Regions from separate parts of the Homo sapiens genome. Here region 1 is linked to region 2. A link is a contact called in ENCODE Hi-C or POLR2A ChIA-PET data. All regions are on one chromosome and are shown on one strand. The core of a region is the stretch at or near the end of the contact, and the rest is flanking DNA. Distances in the headings are between cores, read along the strand shown. Region 1 overlaps SAMHD1 (SAM and HD domain containing deoxynucleoside triphosphate triphosphohydrolase 1). Region 2 overlaps DLGAP4-AS1 (DLGAP4 antisense RNA 1).

Region 1 (6,324 bases), core at 2,713-5,212, 380 kb after region 2:
CGAGTGCAGGTGCTCACATCTGTAATCCCAGCACTTTGGGAGGCCAAGAGTTTGAGACTAGTCTAGGCAACATAGTGAGACCCCATCTTTAAAAACAAAAATGCAGTGGCGCACATCTGTAGTCCCGGGTACTCTAGAGGCTGAGGTAGGAAGATCCCTTGAGCCCCAGGGGATCAAGGCTGCAGTAACCTACTATTGTGCCACAACACTTCAGCCTGGGCGACAGAGAGAAACTCTGTCTCAAAAAAAGAAGAAAAAAAGCAAGAAAATAATTTTGTACAGCTGAACAATGTGTTTATGTGTGTGTGTTCTTTTTGTTTTGTTTTTCTTAGAGATAGGGTCTCGCTTTCTCACCAGGCTGCAGTGCGTTGGCTATTCACAGGCACAATCATAGCTTACTGTAGCCTCAAACTCCTAGGCTCCAGGGATCCTCCTGCCTCAGCCTCCCAAATAGCTGGGACTACAGGCATGTACCACCATTCCTAGCTAATTTATTTTTATTCTTTGTGGAGACAAAGTCTTGCTATATTGCCCAGGCTGACCTCGTGTCCGCCCGCCTCAGCCTCCCGAAGTGCTGGAATTACAGGCATGAGCCACCGCGCCTGGCTAAAATCTACTTTTAAACCATTTAAGGACCTAAAAGCCTTCACTGTAAATTTTTCAGGTTGTAATAACTGTCTTTTTTGTTTGTTTGTTTTTTGAGACAGAGTCTAGCTCTATCACATAAGCTGGAGTACAATCAGGGCTCATTGTAACCTCTGCCTCCCAAGTTCAAGCGATCCTCCCACCTCAGCCTCCCAAGTAGCTGGAACTATACCACGCCTGGCTAATTTTTCTTTTTTTGGTAGAGATGGGGTTTCTGGCAGGGCATGGTGGCTCATGCTTGTAATGCCAGCACTTTGGGAGGCCAAGGCGGGTGGATCACCTGAGATCAGGAGTTCACGACCAGCCTGACCAACATGATGAAATCCCGTCTCTACTAAAAATACAAAAATTAGCTGGGCGTGGTGGTGGGCGTCTGTTATCCCAGCTACTCAGGAGGCTGAGGCAGGAGAATCGCTTGAACCCAGGAGGCAAAGGTTGCAGTGAGCTGAGATTGTGCCACTGCACTCCAGCTTGGGCAACAGAGTGAGACTCTATCTCAAAAAAAAAAAAAAAAAAGATTCATTGATACATTTGAAAAATTAGTCCTCATTATGTCAAACACTGCACTCCCTCTTCACCATTACACAATCTCAGCTTCAGAGGCCAACTGAACTAAATTTAGCATAAAGAACACTGTGTCAAGAACAAACCATGGTGACCTTGGGTTCGGCAATGGTTTCTTAAATATGACACTAAAAGTACAAGACACAAATGAACAAAAAAAATATAAATTGGATTACATAAAAACTTAAAACTTTTGTGATCCAAAGAACACCATCAAAAAAGTAAAAAGACAACCCACAGACTGGGAAAAAATATTTGTGTATCATATCTCCCATAAGGATTTACATCCAGAACATATAAAGAGCTCTTACAACTCAAATCAAATTGTGTGTGATTGAACAACACTGTGAACTTTCTAAAAAGCACTGTCTTGCATACTAAAAATGAGTGAATCATACAACTTGTGAATTATATCTCAATAAAGCATTTATGTTTTAAGTATCAAGTTAGGTAGGTATGAAATTAGGGTAGAAATCCTTGAGGTCTGCAACTGAGTAGCAAACTAGGTCAATTCTTGTTGAACTGCATTGCTGATGAAGTTAAATTCATTTAAGGTATTGATTTCATTACTAAGCCGTGATTCAGTAGTTTGAAAATCTATTTCCAACAACTGTCATTTATAATTTATAAATGAGGTTAAACAATGTTGGTTTGTTTTTTTTTTTTTTTGAGACAGGGTCTCACTCTGTTGCCCAGGCTGGAGTGCAGCGGCGTGATCATGGCTCACTGAAGCCTCCACCTCCCCAGGTTCAGGTGATTTTCCTATATCAGCTTCCCAAGTAGCTGGGACTACAGGTGTGCACTACCACACCCAGCTAATTTTTCTATTGTTTTCTATTGTTTGTAGATGGAGTTTCACCATGTTGCCCAGGCTGGTCTTTGAACTTAAGGGCTCAAGTGATCCACCTACCTCAGTCTCCCAAAGTGCTGGGATTACGGGTGTGAGCCACCATACCCAGCCAACAATGTTCTTTTTACAGAAAAATAGAAAGAATAAAAGTGGGCAATTGAAACCACTGACTGCCTTAAATATTACCTCAAAAATATATTATTGGCTGGGCACGGTGGCTCATGCCTGTAATCCCAAAACTTTGGAAGGCCGAGGCAGGCAGATCACGAGGTCAGGAGTTCGAGGCCAGCCTGGCCAACATGGTGAAACCCCGTCTCTACTAAAAATACAAAAATTAGCCGGGTGTGGTGGCATGCACTGGTAATCCCAGCTACTCAGGAGGCTGAGGCAGGAGAATTGCTTGAACCCGGGAGGCGGAGGTTGCAGTGAGCTGAGATCACGCCACTGCACTCCAGCCTGGGCAACCGAGTGAAACTCCCTCTCAAAACAACAAAACAGGGACAGGCACGGTGGCACGTGCCTGTAATCCCAGCACTTTGAGAGGCTGAGGCGGGTGGATTATGAGGTCAGGAGATCGAGACCATCCTAGCTAACGCGGTGAAACCCCATCTCTACTAAAAATACAAAAAATTAGCTGGGCATGGTGGCATGCGCCTGTAGTCCCAGCTACTCAGGAAGCTGATTTAGGCTGAGGCAGGAGAATCACTTGAACCTGGGATTTGGAAGTTGCAGTGAGCCGAGATTGCACCACTGCACTCCAGCCTGGGAGACAGAGCAAGACTCCATCTCAAAAACAAAACAAAACAAAACAACAACAAAACATTATTATATAGTTGAACCAAAAATGTTCATTAAATTTTTTCAGATGTGATTTTCAATAGAAAATAAGCCTAGAACGGGCTGGTGGCTCACGCCTGTAATCCCAGCACTTTGGGAGGCCAAGGTGGGCAGATCATGAGGTCAGGAGTTCAAGACCAGCCTGGCCAACCTGGTGAAACCTTGCCTCTACTAAAAATACCAAAAAAAAAAAAAAAAAAAAAAAAAAAAATTAACTGGGCGTGGTGGCAGGTGCCTGTAATCCCAGCTACTCAGGAGGCTGAGGCAGGAGAACTGCTTGAATCTGGGAGGCAGAGGTTGCAGTGAGCTGATACCATGCCACTGCACTCCAGCCTGGGCAACAGAGCGAGACTCCCTCTCAAAAAAAAAAAAAAAAAAAAAAAAAAGAAAAGAAAAGAAAAAGAAAATAACCGGGTAGGCCAGACGTGTTGGCTCATGCCTGTAATCCCAACACTTTGGGAGGCCAAGGCAGACGGATCACATGAGGTCAGGAGTTCGAGACCAGCCTGACCAATATGGCGGAACCCTGTCTTTACTAAAAAAAATACAAAAACTAGCTGGGCATGGTGGTGTGCACCTGTAGTCCCAGCTACCTGGGAGGCTGAGACAAAAGAATCACTTGAAACTGGGAGGCAGAGGTTGCAGTAAGCCAGATTGTGCCACTGCACTCCAGCCTAGACAACAGAGCAAGACTCCATCTCAAAAAAAGAAAGAAAGAAAAGAAGTCTATAACTTGCAAAAGCAAAATTAAAATATGTATTCTTATAGAGAGGGATCTGAAATAACTCAAATACTATACATTACATCTATTTTTTAAAAAAAGTGAAAAATGCAAATGATGATCGGGCAAAAAAGTACAAAAAAAGAAGATATCCTACATCTTCTCCCAGGTCTGAAACTAAGTTTTCTTAACCTAGGAATGTCAAAAGAGTAAATAAGGTCTATTTCCTGTCACTAACAAAACAAGAAACATTTCATCAAGTATGGTTTTAGAATCACTCTGAAGAGCTTGTGAAAAATGCACATTCTGGCTGGGCGCAGTGGCTCATGCCTGTAGTCCCAGCACTTTGGCAGGACGAGGTGGGTGGATCACTTGAGGTCAGGAGTTTGACACCAGCCTGGCCAACATGATGAAACCCCAACTCTACTAAAAATGCAAAAACATTAGCCGGGTGTGGTGGTGTATGCCTGTAATCCCAGCTACTTGGGAGGCTGAGGCAGGAGAATCACTTGATCCTGAGAGGCAGAGGTTGCAGTGAGACAAGATAGTGCCACTGAGCCCCAACCTGGGTGACAGAGAGAGATTACATCTCAAAAAGAGGAAAAAAAAAAAAAAAAGGCCAGGCTCTGTCTCAAAAAAATAAAGTTTAAAAATATGTAAAACAATACTATACATTGTTTATGGATATACATAAATATGCAATAAGAGTAAAAACCATTCATGACAATGATAAACATCAAATTCAGGAAGATGCTTATTACTTCTAGGGAGAAAAGGATAGAAACATAATAAATAGAAACAGGGCCAGGCGTGGGGGCTCACATCTGTAATCTTAGCACTTTGGGAGGCCAAGGCAGGTCAATCTCTTGAGCCCAGGAGTTTGAGACCAGCCTGAGCAACACAGGAAGACCCCGTCTTTATAAAAAATACAAAAATTAGCCAGGTGTGGTGGCATGCACCCATAGTCCAAGCTACTGGGGTGGCTGAGATGGAAGGATCACTTGAGCCAGGGAGACGGAGGTTGGAGTGAGCTGAGATTGCACCACTGTACTCCAGCCTAGATGACAGAGCAAGACCACATTTCATTAAAAAAAAAAGAATGTACAAAGGAGGTCTTCAATAGTTTCTAATATTTTGCTCTAAAAATAACAGACTTGAAGCAAATTAGGCAAAATATTAATATTTGACAAGTTGGGTAGTGGTCTACTTATGCTTTTCTGTATGCTTAAACATATTTTAGTTCTTCTTCTGATTTAAATACTCTGTGCTCATTTTAGAAAGTGCAGAAAGTTTAGAAAAGATCCACTACTCACAATTCTATCACTGAGAAGCAGATTTCCTCCTATTCTCTTCAAAATGAATTTTACATAATTGAGTTATATCACTTTATATTCAAAAAACATAACAAACTCAGATCCTCTTACCTTCATTGTATCAACGTGGATTTGAACCAATCGCTGGATATAACTAAGCAGCTTCTTCCTCTCCCCCAAGGAACTAAAATTACAATAGGATAAGCAAGTCTATCATTATTTGCTTAATAATAATCCCTGCAGTATATAGTAGACATAATAAACTTTATATTATCTACACTAACAGAAGTTAGATTGGAAGGAACAATCAATAATTCAAACATACCCCTCCTAGAAACTCTCTCCTTCCTTTGCTGTTAAGATAGGGAACTCTCCTGCTGAATCAATATAGGCCTCCCACAGCCTTCTGTCCTTGACCCTCCTCTCTCTTGGTAAATTTAAGACTTGAAAAACTCCACATCTCCATGTCTACTCAATGCTCAAACTGTACTTCCTTTTAACCAAACTGAAGTCAACATCTACCCTCATAATCCTGGATTGATTTATGAGCACCAGGTATGACTCAAGCATGAATGAAATACATATGAAGGCTTTAACTTTATTTATATTCATTTTCCATTGTCAGTACTCCCTCACAATGCTCCAGTTTCAAGAAAATACATAATGGGAATTAAATTTGAGCAGCTCGAAGTCCTGTGATTCATTATCCTGCTTCATTTACAATTACTAGTTGGGCCCAGCATATCATCCTCCCTCCTGGCTGGGTGTCAACAGAGAGTGCAGGCAAAGGGTTTTACTGATCTACTAGATAACCAGATTGAAAAAAAAGTATCTTTCTACAAGTCATACATAGACTGGGAGTCAGAGGCACTACATTGGCCTCTATGGTACACACTGAACCCATGGTAATAAGAACACTTAAGAATAATATCTTGGGATACACAGAAGCATTATTACAGCTGATAAATTAAAGCAGCAAATTTCGTGTTTTCCTATTCCCCTATCCTCCTCATCAGTTTGACATAACAAGCACAGTGTAAAGCCAGGCTTTCAGAAGTACTTATAGGTGGACTTAGTTTAAGGGGAGTCACATAGTTGAGCAAAACCGGAGTCATAGCATAAAATATCAAACCTAAACTAACCCCGTGACCACTTAATATTTTCCTAAACTGACATTTGGTATTCATCGCTTAAAACCCCAAAATCGGCCGGGCGCAGTGGCTCACACCTGTAATCCCAGCACTTTGGGAGGCCGAGGTGGGTGGATCACCTGAGGTTGGGAGCTCGAGACAAGCCTGACTAACATGGAGAAACCCCGTCTCTTCTAAAAATACAAAATTAGCCAGGCGTGGTGGTGGCGCATGCCTGTAATCCCAGCTACTCGGGAGGCTGAG
Region 2 (6,097 bases), core at 1,577-4,076:
TACAAAAATTAGCCAGGCATGGTACAATGCGCTTGTCGTCCCAGCTACCCAGGAAGCTGAGGCGGGAGACAGAAGTTGCAGTGAGCTGAGATTGAGCCACTGTGCTCCAGCCTAAGCAACAGAGTGAAACCCTGTCTCCAAAAATAAACTAATTTTTAAAAAGAAACACATCAGGTAATTATAGGAGGTCATCGAATGTGACCAGTGAAGGTGTTTTTTCTGTAACTTTCCCTACTGCTTGCCAAGCCATTGGCAGGGCAGGGCAGGAGCATTTTGTTGCTTCTCTCTCATGACAGCCTCAGGAAGAGACAGGGCTGCACCCACTTCCCAGATGGGAAGTTAAGCTCGGGGAAGCGGGGGATGACCCAAGGTATACCCACCTCAGGGCTCACCGAAGTCAAGATACATCCCAGGGCAGGGGCCTGAGGAACTGGCTCCACCACTGACTTGCTGTGAGCTCTGCCTGGGCCTCAGTTTGATAATTCCCTGAGAATCACAAATCTCTGATATTCTTCTGGAAAAGTCCTGACTTCAAATATGCTGCTCCTGACAGGTGTGATGGCTCCTGCCTGTAATCCTAGCTCCTCAGGAGGCTGAGGCACGAGAATCACTTGAGCTCAGGAGTTCAAGACCAGCCTGGACAACATAGGAAGACTCATCTCAAAAAATATATATATATTCTCCCACCAATCACCACAATGTCCAGGAAATGCCAACAGTAGTCCCAGCTACTCCTGCAGCTGAGGCAGGAGGATTGCTTGAGCCCAGGTGGCGGAGGTTGCAGTGAGCCTTGATCACGCCACTGCACTCCAGCCTGGGTGACAGAGTCAGACCCTGTCTTTAATAAATAAATAAAATATTTCACCCAACCACAGTAGAAAGTTGCAACAAGAAAGCCAGCATGAAATTAGCCGGGCATGATGGTACACACCTGTAATCCCAGTTACTCGGGAGGCTGAGGTGAGAATCTCTTGAACCTGGGAGATATAGGTTGCTGTGAGCTGAGATCACACCACTGCACTCCAGCCTGGGTGACACAGTGAGACCCTGTCTCAAAAAAAAAAGCCAGCATGGGAAGCCAGGTGGGAAATTTTCCTATCTAACTGCCTCCATATCCCTCTTACTAAATTACTCTGGGCTTAACCAAGGAAGACAGTTAGAGCCTGACACTTGGGGGCCAAAGAAACAAAGACAACGAAAGCAGCCATTAAATGGCTCTGCAGGAGGCAGAGGGAGAGAAGTGTTTTTGCTCCAGAGAGGAAAGGGGAGAGGGAAGGAGGGCTGGGAAACGGACTGAAGAGGAGACCAGAGCCAGGAGCTGGATAGTGACAGGAGGCTGGGTACTGGTGGGCCAAGTCAAACTCTGCAAAGCCAGGGCCCAGAGGATGCCCAAGGATGGAGAACATGGAAACTGACCTCTGTGTTTCTGTCAAGTGTGCCTTTCGTCTCACCCTCCAGCACTAAAGGGCTCAATTCACTTGTGTTACCAAGGTTTGGTGACTGCGGAGTTACCAAGGTTTGGTGACTGCAGAGTCTAAGGGGAGCCTGGCAGAGATGAAGGGGAAAGACTGAACTGTGGAAACTATCAACTTAGTCCATTTTGTGCTTCTATGACAGAATACCTGAGACTGGTAACTTATAATGAACAGAAGTTTATTTGGCTCACAGTTTTGGAGGGTGGGAAGTCCAAGATCAAGGAACTGCATCTGGTGAGGGCCTTCTTGCTGCCTCATCACATGGTGGAAGGCCTCACATGGTGAGAGAGTACACAGGACAGAAGGCAAGAGAGTGCTGAACTCACATTTTATCAGGAATCCACTCCTGTGGTAAGAGCATTAATCCATTCATGAGGGCAGAGCCTCTTAGAGGTCCCATCTCTCAACACTATTGCATTGGGGATTAAGTTTACAACGCATGAACTTTGCTCATGGGGCACATTCAAGCCATAGCAACTACACAGCACCAGGGTAGGCTGTAGGCAAGCAGGCCCCAGAGGCCAAGATGATGGAGAATGGGAACTACTAGGAATCTACAGGCATCTGGCAAAGGGCTGAGGACTTCCTCAGAGTATGGAATAAAATTTCAACTGGTCTTATCAAGATCCAGAGCAGGAAGACCAAGTTGACAAAGATCACTTAGATGAATCCAAAATGAATGAGGATATAGGAGGTGGAGAAATACCAGAGGACACACCTTCAGGGACAGGGCAGTTGGGATGGGCATAAGAGCACAGGCTCAAGAGTCAAGATTGTCTGGGTCTAAGATACTATTTCCTACTAAAGCAGGATATTTTATAATTTTAAAAAGGTCATTCCATCAGAAACAGGTAAAGTTTTAAACATATACGGAAACAGCAGAGCACCAAAATACAGGAAACAAAGGCTGACAGAAATGAAGGGAGGAAACAACTCAACAGTCATAGTTGGACTTCAATTCCCACTTTCAATAACAGATAGAACAAGTAGGCAGAAGATCAATAGGGAAACAGAAGACTTGAACACACGACAACACTACCAACCACCCAGACCTAACACCGATCTACAGAACACTGCACCCTACACCACCTAGACCTAACGCCCGTCCACAGAACACCGCACCCCACGACCACAGAATACAACACTACCCACCACCTAGACCTAACACCCATCTACAGAACACTGCACCCCACAACCACAGAATACAACACTACCCACCACCTAGACCTAACGCCCATCTAAAGAACACTGCACCCTACAACCACAGAATACAACACTACCCACCACCTAGACCTAACGCCCATCTAAACACTGCACCCTACAACCACAGAATACAACACTACCCACCACCTAGACCTAACACCCGTCTACAGAACACTGCACCCTATAACCACAGAATACAACACTACCCACCACCTAGACCTAACGCCCGTCTACAGAACACTGCACCCCACAACCACAGAATACAACACTACCCACCACCTAGACCTAACGCCCATCTAAAGAACACTGCACCCTACAACCACAGAATACAACACTACCCACCACCTAGACCTAACGCCCATCTAAAGAACACTGCACCCTACAACCACAGAATACAACACTACCCACCACCTAGACCTAACACCCGTCTACAGAACACTGCACCCCATAACCACAGAATACAACACTACCCACCACCTAGACCTAACGCCCGTCTACAGAACACTGCACCCCACAACCACAGAATACAACACTACCCACCACCTAGACCTAACACCCGTCTACAGAACACCACACCCTACAACCACAGAATACAACACTACCCACCACATAGACCTAACACCCATCTACAGAACACTGCACCCCACAACCACAGAACACTACCAACCACGTAGACCTAACACCCATCTACAGAACACGGCACCCTACAACCACAGAATACCATTCTTTCTTCTTTTTTCATTTTTTTGAGATGGGATCTTGCTCTGTCAACCAGGCTGGAGTGGAGAAGCGTGATCACAGCTCACCGCAGCCTCAACTTCCCAGGCTCAGGTGATCTCCCACTTCAGCCTCCCAAGTAGCTTGGAGTATAGGCATGCCCCACCCAAGCTAATTTTTTTATTTTTTGTAGAGATGGGGTCTCACTACGTTGTCCAGGTTGGTCTCCAACTCCTGGGCTAAAGGGATCCTCCCACCTGAGCCACCCAAAGTGCCGGGATTACAGGCATAAGCCACCATGCCAGGGCCACATTATTCTTAAGTGGACATGGTACATTCTCCAGGAAAGACCATATGCTAGGTCATAAAACAAACCTCAATTAATTTAAAAGGACTCAAATAATACAAAGTGTGTTCTCTGAGGACACTATAATGAAATTAGAAATTTGGGAAACATGGGAAACTCACAAATATGTGAAATATGTGGAAATTAAACAACATACTCTAAATAATGAATGATTCGAAGAAGAAATCCAAAGGGGAATTAGAAAATATTATGAAATGAATAAAAAGGCTTAAAACTTATGAAATGCAGCTAAAGCAGTGCTTGAAGGAAAATTCATAGCTATCAATGCCTTTTTATTCCTTTGAGACAGTGTCTCGCTTTATTGCCCACACTGGAGTGCAGTCATGCAATCAGGGTTCACTGCAGCCTCACACCCCTGGGCTCAAACAATCCTCCCACCTCAGCCTTTGGAATGGCTGAAACTACAGGCAAAAGCCACCAACACCTGGCTTAATTTTTTATTTTTCGTAGGGATGGGGTCTTGTTACATTGCCCAGGCTGGTCTCAAACCCCTGAGCTCAAGCGACCCGCGTCTCAGCCTCCCAAAGTGCTGGTATGAGCCACCATGCCTGGCCATATGTGCCTATTTTTTTTATTATTTTTTATTTATTAATTTTTTTTTGAGACAAAGTCTTGCTCTGTCACCCAGGCTGGAGTGCAATGGCGCAGGCTGGGCTCACTGCAACCTCTGCCTCTCAGGTTTCAGCGATTCTCCTGCCTCAGCCTCCTGAGTAGCTGGGATTACAGGCATGTGCTACCATGCCCAGCTAATTTTCTATTTTTAGAGGCGAGGTTTCACTATGTTGGCCAGGCTGGTCTTGAACTCCTGACCTCAGGTGATCCGCCCAACCTCGGCCTCCCAAAATGCTGGGATTACAGGCATGAGCCACCACACCTGGCCCATATGTGCCTATTTAAAAAAAAAATGAAGATTGTAGGCCGGGCACGGTGGCTCACGCCTGTAATCCCAGCACTTTGGGAGGCTGAGGCAGGCGGATCACGAGGTCAGGAGATTGAGACCATCCTGGCTAACACGGTGAAACCCCGTCTCTACTAAAAATACAAAAAATTAGCCAGGTGTGGTGGCGGGTGCCTGTAGTCCCAGCTACTCGGGAGGCTGAGGCAGGAGAATGGCGTGAACCATGGCGGCGGAACTTGCAGTGAGCCTAGATTGCGCCACTGCACTCCAGCCTGGGGGACAGAGCTAGACTCTGTCTCAAAAGAAAAGAAAAAAGTAAATAAATAAATATAGATTGTAAATCAATAATCTAACCTTCCACTTTAAGATACCAGAAAAATTAGAAAAGAAGAGCAAAAGCAGGAGTAAGCAAAAGGAAAGAAACAATAAATGCTGGGGCAGAAATGAATGAAATAGAGAACAGAAAAACAATAGAGAAAATTGATAAAACCAAAAGTTGGTTCTTTGAAAAAAGTCAAAGCAACTGACAAACCCTCAGCTAGACTGACCAAGAAAAAAAGAAAAAAGACTTGAAATTACTAGAGTCAGAAATGGAGACGATAATATTACCATTAACCTTTCAGGAATAAAATCCTACCTCCTCCAATGACCAGTTTTATAACCTCAGGTGTTACTTAGCCCCTCTGTGCCTCCCTTATCTCTATTCTTTAATCCCAACACTTTGGGAGGCCGAGGCAGGTGGATCACTTGAGCTCAGGAGTTCAAGACCAGCTTGGGCAACACAGCGAAACCATGTCTCTACTAAAAATGCAAAAATTAGCTAGGTGTGGTGGCGGGCGCCTGTAATCTCAGCTACTTGGGAGGCTGAGACATGAGAATCACGGGAACCTGAGAGGCGGATGTTGCAGTGAGCAGAGATTGCACCACAGCGAGACTCTGTCTCAGAAAAAGAAAAAAGAAAAAAAAGCAGTGGACTCCTAGATCCTATGAAGGCTGCAACCTAGACCCGACAAGAGATCAGAAATTTATTATCCAAAGAATACAGAAGGTCCTGGACAGATGAACACCAGGCACAGGAGAGGAGAAGACAGCAACAACAGAAGGGTTACACAGAAATTCATGTACTCAGTGTTGAGGATATCCAGACCCTTAGTCTTCCTCCACTCAGCTTGGGAACACTGTCAGCAAGGCACAGAGCCCACTCAGGCCTTCATGCCGCACTAGCTCCCAGGGCCCCAGACCTTCTAGTACAATGGAAAAATGAGACTGTCAAGGCATAGCTCTCATCAAAGAAATTCCAGGCCAGGCACAGTGGCTCACACCTGTAATCCCAACATTTTGGGAGGCCAAGGCAGGCGGATCACCTGAGGTCAGGAATTTGAAACCAGGCTGGGCAACATGGTGGAACGCCATCTCTACTAAAAATACAGAAATTGG

The links. A loop is a pair of places that touch in the nucleus more often than their neighbours do. ChIA-PET counts read pairs that join two places held with the same protein, here RNA polymerase II (POLR2A). Pooled maps may share reads with other maps.
Region 1: a loop to region 2 is called in a map of natural killer cell, with 2.8 times the contacts of the local background. The contact joins two enhancer-like sites. A Hi-C loop is called at or near these places in 1 of 168 maps with a recorded cell type or tissue (natural killer cell) and 1 of 50 pooled maps. POLR2A ChIA-PET finds 5 or more read pairs at or near these places in 3 of 52 experiments (WTC11, activated CD4-positive, alpha-beta T cell and activated naive CD4-positive, alpha-beta T cell).

The regions. Positions count from the first base shown.
Region 1 is chr20:36,935,998-36,942,321 of GRCh38, forward strand. SAMHD1 (SAM and HD domain containing deoxynucleoside triphosphate triphosphohydrolase 1) reads right to left here. Exons shown (of 16, transcript NM_015474.4): 3 at 5,042-5,114. Among named protein-coding and RNA genes, the nearest start is that of SAMHD1, 13 kb to the right of the region's middle. Within about 2 kb of position 3,963, at least 9 of the 41 ENCODE cell types and tissues checked have a DNase peak (open chromatin) inside an H3K27ac peak, as active enhancers do.
Region 2 is chr20:36,561,690-36,567,786 of GRCh38, forward strand. The region is part of intron 2 of DLGAP4-AS1 (DLGAP4 antisense RNA 1); the gene reads right to left. Among named protein-coding and RNA genes, the nearest start is that of DLGAP4-AS1, 8.5 kb to the right of the region's middle. RefSeq lists an enhancer at 921-1,486. Within about 2 kb of position 2,827, at least 2 of the 41 ENCODE cell types and tissues checked have a DNase peak (open chromatin) inside an H3K27ac peak, as active enhancers do.